2 separate regions of the Homo sapiens genome follow, and region 2 is linked to region 1. The links are chromatin contacts, found by Hi-C or POLR2A ChIA-PET in ENCODE. All regions are on one chromosome and are shown on one strand. The core of a region is the stretch at or near the end of the contact, and the rest is flanking DNA. Distances in the headings are between cores, read along the strand shown. Region 1 has its middle 39 kb from the start of CD320. Region 2 holds the start of KANK3 (KN motif and ankyrin repeat domains 3).

What was found. Hi-C counts contacts between places; a loop is a spot of excess contacts on that map. ChIA-PET counts read pairs that join two places held with the same protein, here RNA polymerase II (POLR2A). Pooled maps may share reads with other maps.
Region 2: a map of naive thymus-derived CD4-positive, alpha-beta T cell shows a loop between it and region 1 (6-fold over the local background). The contact joins the promoter of KANK3 here to the enhancer-like site in region 1. A Hi-C loop is called at or near these places in 1 of 168 maps with a recorded cell type or tissue (naive thymus-derived CD4-positive, alpha-beta T cell) and 5 of 50 pooled maps. POLR2A ChIA-PET finds 5 or more read pairs at or near these places in 8 of 52 experiments (CD8-positive, alpha-beta memory T cell, GM12878, HEK293 and 5 more).

Annotation. Positions count from the first base shown.
Region 1 is chr19:8,267,717-8,270,697 of GRCh38, reverse strand. No RefSeq gene overlaps it. Among named protein-coding and RNA genes, the nearest start is that of CD320, 39 kb to the left of the region's middle. RefSeq lists an enhancer at 1,393-1,722. Within about 2 kb of position 1,602, at least 20 of the 41 ENCODE cell types and tissues checked have a DNase peak (open chromatin) inside an H3K27ac peak, as active enhancers do; they include GM12878, where a contact is called at or near this core.
Region 2 is chr19:8,341,777-8,344,757 of GRCh38, reverse strand. KANK3 (KN motif and ankyrin repeat domains 3) reads left to right here and starts at 1,496. Exons shown (of 11, transcript NM_198471.3): 1 at 1,496-1,533. RefSeq lists an enhancer at 1,262-2,053.

The DNA of each region.
Region 1 (2,981 bases), core at 353-2,852:
ATGGCGTGATCACAGCTTACTGCAACCTCCGCCTCCTGGGTTCCAGTGATTTTTCTGCCTCAGCCTCCCAAGTAGGTGGGACTACAGGCGGGCACCAGCAGGCCTGGCTAATTTTTTCAGATGGAGTCTCACTCTGTCGCTCAGGCTGGAGTGCAGTGGCACGATCTTGGCTCACTGCAAGCTCCACCTCCTGGGTTCACACCATTCTCCTGCCTCAGCGTCCTGAGTAGCTGGGACTACAGGTGCCCACCATCAGGCCTGGCTAATTTTTTGTATTTTTTAGTATACACGGGGTTTCACTGCATTAGCCAGGGTGGTCTCGATCTCTTGAGCTTGTGATCTGTCCTCCTCAACCTCCCAAAGTGCTGGAATTACAGGCATGAGCCACCCTGCCCCGCCAGTTTTTGTATTTTTAGCAGAGATGGGGTCTTGACATGTTGGCCAGGCTGGTCTTGAACTCCTGGGCTGAAGCGATCCACCTGCCTTAGCCTCCCAAAGTGCTGAGATTACTGGCGTGAGCCACTGTGCCTGGCATATACCCACTTTTAATCGCATGCAGATTAAGGGGCAGTTTATGTAGAAACTTTTAGGGAAGGGGGTACTAATCATTGGGGCATTGCCTGGAAAGGGGCAGTAATTCCTTGATGTTAGCATGGTAATGTGAAATTGACACGGCACACTGGCAGGCATGTCTCATCGAAAGCTGCTTCCCCCTCCCTTTTCCTTCACCTGTTTTAGCTAGTCCTCAATATGGTCTGGTGTCTGAGCCCCACCTCTGAAGTCAAATCTTATCTTCTACCTCACTAGGACTTGCCTAGGAGTTGCACTGATAGCCTAGACTGACTTTCAAATTTACTTAGAGACCCAGAGCACTTTAGCCCATGGTGGGTCGCAAAGTTTGCAGGAACTCAAATTCCACTGGGATCCATAATTTCCCTCTTGTTAGGGCTGGTTTAAATGCCCCCTCTATAGGGACCAGCCCTACAGGGCCTGTGGGTTTTTCTCCTCGTGTGTGGAGATGAGAGATCGTAGAAATAAAGACACAAGGCAAAGAGAAGGAAAGACAGCTGGGGCCTGGAGGACCACTACCACCAAGACGCAGAGACCGGTAGTGGCCCTGAATGCCTGGCTGCACTGTTATTTTTTGGATATAAGGCAAGGGGGCAGGGTAAGGAGTGTTGAGCCATCTCCAGTGATAGGTAAGGTCACGTGAGTCATGTGTCTACTGGACAGGGGGCCCTTCCCTGTTTGGTAGCCGAGGCAGAGAGAGGGGACAGCTTATGTCATTATTTCTTGGAGAGGTCAACGGCTTAATACTTTCACTTAATTCTGCTACTGTTTTCTAGAAGGCAGAGCCAGGTGTACAGGGTGGAACATGAAAGTGAAACAGGAGCGTGACCGCTGAAGCACAGCATGACAGAGGCTAGACTGTTAGGCCTCTGGATGGCTGTTGGCAGGTGGGGATGGTGGGGGCTTGACTGATGTCAGGCCTTCCACAAGAGGTGGTGGAGCAGAGTCTTCTCTAACTCCCCCAAGGAAAGGGAGACTCCCTTTCCCGGTCTGCTAAGTAACGGGTGCCTTCCCAGGCGCCGGCATTACCGCTAGACCATGGAGCCCTCTAGTGGCCCTGTCCGGGCATAACAGAGGGCTCGCACTCTTGTCTTCTGGTGTAACTATTTTTATTTTATATATATTTTTTATTTTACTGGAACAACTTGTGCCCTCAGTCTCTTGCCTCGGCACCTGGGTGGCTTGCCGCCCACACCCTCTATGGGTGGGCATCAGCTGAGTGTGGTCGGGTTTTTCTTTCTGCTCTAAAAGGACAGCGCTGGGTTCCATGCCTCACAATTGCTGCCCCCTCCCTCTCCCCAACACACAAAGGCACTCTCCACACCATGCTGCCAGGGGTGGCGGAGAGGTGGTGTCAGAGATTCAGGACTTTCAGTGTGTTTCTTCAGTGTGTCTTTCAGTGATATAAAGTTAAAACCGGGTACTGTGAGTGCTCACCTGATTTTTGGTTCTTCTTTTTTTTTTTTTTTTTTTTTTTTTTTTTTTTTTTTTTTTTTTTTTTTTTTTTCGGAGACAGAGTCTTGCTCTGTCGCCCAGGCTGGAGTGCAGTGGCGCGATCTCGGCTCACTGCAACCTCTGCCTCCCGGGTTCAAGTGATTCTCCTGCCTCAGCCTCCTGAGTAGCTGGAACTACAGGCATGAGCCACTGCTCCCGGCTGGGATTTTTGGTTCTTGGGAAAGTGCTTTTTTGTGTGTAGCTGTTAAATTGGTGTCCTTGTTGGAGGGATGGTTGGTGGAGCCTTCTATTCTGTTATCTTGTGCTGCCTTCTACATCCTGGGTTTTTGATATAGATATGTCATAGACTAATAATGGGCAGTTTTATTCTCTTTATTTCTCCTACTGATATCTTTTTTTGTTTTACGGTTTTTTTTTTTTTAATTGGCGGAATTTCACTCTTGTTGCCTGGGCTGGAATGCAATGGCGTGACCTCGCCTCACTGCAACCTCCGCCACCCAGGTTCAAGTGATTCTCCTGCCTCAGCCTCCCAAGTAGCTGGGATTACAGGCATGCGCCACCACACCCGGCTAATTTTTTTGTATTTTTAGTAGAGATGGGGTGTCTCCATGTTGGTCAGGCTGGTCTCGAACTCCCGACCTCAGGTGATCTGCCTGCCTCGGCCTCCCAAAGTGCTGGGATTAACAGGCGTGAGCCACCGCGCCCGGCCTTTTTTGATTTATTGTTAACTAGAACTCCCAGAATAATTTTGAATAAGGGTGGCGATAGCAGCTATTGTCTTATTTCTTACCTTAAGGGTTATGTACCCAACAATTAAATATGACATTAAATATAACATTTGACATGTATGATGCTTTATTTTTGTTTTTTAGTGTTGGGGCCTTCCACTATTCCTCAGGTTGGAGTGCAGTGGCAAGATCACGGCTCACTGCAGCCTTGAACTCCTGGTTCAAGTG
Region 2 (2,981 bases), core at 247-2,746, 74 kb before region 1:
TCAGCCTCAGGAGGTGCTAGGATTACAGGCATGAGCCACCCCACCTGGCCTTGGTGCCGACACTTTAGTGAGATGGCAAGCAGGTAAACCAATAAATAACCAGCCAGGCATGGTGGCTCACGCCTGTAATCCCAGCACTTTGGGAGGCTGAGGTGGGCGGATCACCTGAGGTCAGGAGTTCGAGACCAGCCTGGGCAACATGGTGAAACCCTGTCTCTACTAAAAATACAAAAATTAGCTGGGCGTGGTGGTGTGCGCCTGTAATCCCAGCTACTTAGAAGGCTGAGGCAGGAGAATCGCTTGAACCCCAGGAGGCAGAGGTTGCAGTGAGCCAAGATCGCACCACTGCACTCCAGCCTGGGACAGAGCGAGACTCTGTCTAAAAAAAAATTAAATTAAATTAAAAAATAAACCAAATAAATAACTGAGTGTTTCGTTTTTGTCTTTTTGTTTTGTTGTTTTCTTTTGTTTTGAGAACTAGGTCTTGCTATGTTGCCCAGGCTGGTCTCAACTCCTGGCTCAAGCTATCCTCCCATCTATGCCTCCCTAAATACTGGATTTACAGGCGTGAGTCACTGCGCCTGCCAATAACAGAGTCTGCTTTTTTTTTTTTTTCCAGATAGTAAAAGTAGCTATTAGGTTAATACAATAGAGTGATGAGAAAAATACTAACTGGGGAGGGGCTATGTCAGGAATTTAGGGGGCAGCAACACAAAAGCTGAACCTCAGAAAGTAGGGAAGGCCGGGCGCGGTGGCTCACGCCTGTAATCCCAACACTTTGGGAGGCTGAGGCGGGCGGATCACTTGAGGTCAGGAGTTCCAGACCAGCCCGGCCAACATGGTGAAACCCCATCTCTACTAAAAATACAAATATTAGCTGGACGTGGTGGTGTGTGTCTGTAATCCCAGCTACTCGGGAGGCTGAGGCAGGAGAATTGCTTGAACCCAGGAGGCGGAGGTTGCAGTGAGTGTCACTGCACTCCAGCCTGGGACTCCGTCTCAAAAAACAAAAACAAAACAAAACAAAAAACAGTAGGGGAGCCTCAAAAAGTACCTACGTGTACAGGTGCAAGGGAAAGCATTTCAGGTAGGTGGAACAGCATGTGCAGAGGCCCTGCGGTGGGGAAGATCCGGGACCTGATACTTCACCCAGGCACTGCGAAATAAGTGCCAGTTATAGAAATCCCACCGGGTTACTCTTCTACTCATAGTTCTCCCATGGCTCCCTCGTGCCTGTGGATCAAATCCAAGCTCCTTGGCCCGGCGCTGGGCAGAGACTTGACCTCTGCTGGTGCAGAAATGCCGCCAGCCAGCGCTCGGCGACCGTCACTCCAGGGCCCGCCCTCAGTCACCACCCCTACATTCCAGGCCCCGCCTGCCTGTCCCACCCCACCGTCCCACTGGGCGGCTTGGAGAGCCTCGGGTGCTGGTTGGCTGGCGTGGCCGTCAGTTAGGGCGAAGGCCTTGATAATCAGTCCCCGGACTTCGAGGGGGCGGGCTCGGGTGCGGGCGCGGCTGGGGCTGCGGCTTCAGGTAAATTGCCAGCTTGCGGGGACACGGATGGGGGACCCCTGGGTGGGTGGATTCGGGGACGCACCGGGACCCGGCGCTGCGCTGCGTTTCCAGCCCCACTGAGGGCTCTGCCCGCTGCGACGGGGCGGGCGTCGTGTCCTCTGGCCGGGACCCCTCCCACATTGGAAGTCCCAGGTGGGTAGCGAGCAGAGTGGGGGGCTCTGGAGGCGTGGGCTTGCCCCCCTCTCGCCCTTCGGGAGCTCACTGCGGGGCTCGTTCGCTCCCTAATGCCACAACCGGCCCTGGGACCCTTTCCCGGGACGGCCTGGGGACCCCAGCCAGCCCCTCGCGCTGGGCTGGGTGTGGGAGCGTGTCACGGAAATGGTGTTTTGGGGAGGGACGCACGGCCCCCGGACCCGCAGACAATGGGTAGCGGATGGAACCGCCCGGCGGCGCTTCCTGTAGGAAACTGCTCTGTCTCTGTGCGGCTAGGACGACCTGGGGGTGGACGGGTGATGATGACTTTAACACCCACCTTCCTGCCGCCACCGGTCCCCCACCCACCCACCTCAAGAGTCTGAGAGTCCCAGCAGACATCAGGGGCTGCCAGTACTCAGGGCCTCCTGGAAGGCGCCCTCTCCCCAGGACTGGGATCCTCACTGGCCTGCCGTGGCCCCCACCACTCCGGTTTGGTGATCACAGCTCTGCGTCCCAAAATAGTCCCTGGGGCGGGAGAGGGGGCGTGTGGCGTCGGCTCTGACGGCCTAATGAGGGGGTCTCAGGCACAGAATCCGGATCTAGCTGTGACAGTCAGGGCAGGGAGCGGAGGAGAGGGAAGGCAGCTAAACGCCCCACTTAGTGAGGCCCCAGCCCCTGAAGCCGCAGAGGTGGTGGGCACCTCCGCCCCCAATCAGAGTCTGACACAGGTGTAGGCTGGGAGGGACAAGCCCCCTGAGGCTCCTTGGTGGTTCATGCCTGTTATCCCAGCACTTTGGGAGGTCAAGTAGGGCTGATCTCTTGAGGTCAGGAGTTTGAGACCAGACTGACCAACATGATGAAACCCGTCTCTACTAAAAATTCAAAAATTAGCCAGCTGTGGTGGCAAGTGCCTGTAATCCCAGCTACTCAGGATGCTGAGGCAGGAGAGTCGCTTGAACCCTGGGCTCAGAGGTTGCAGTGAGCCGAGATCCTGCCACTGCACTCCAGCCTGGGTGACAGAGACTCCGTCTCAAAAATAAAAATAAAAGAAAGCATTCAAGTGTAGTGGCCAAAGCAAGGACTCTGGAAGACCTGCCTGGGTTTAAAACCTGCCTCTGCCTGTTTATGACAGGACCCAGGCAGGACACTAAACTGTTCTGTGTCTCAGTTTCTCCATCTGTACAATAGGGGAAGGGACAATGATCATAGGAAATCCAACCTCAGTGGATTTAGCTAGGATTTTAAAAAATAAGTCAAGGTCAGGTGCAGTA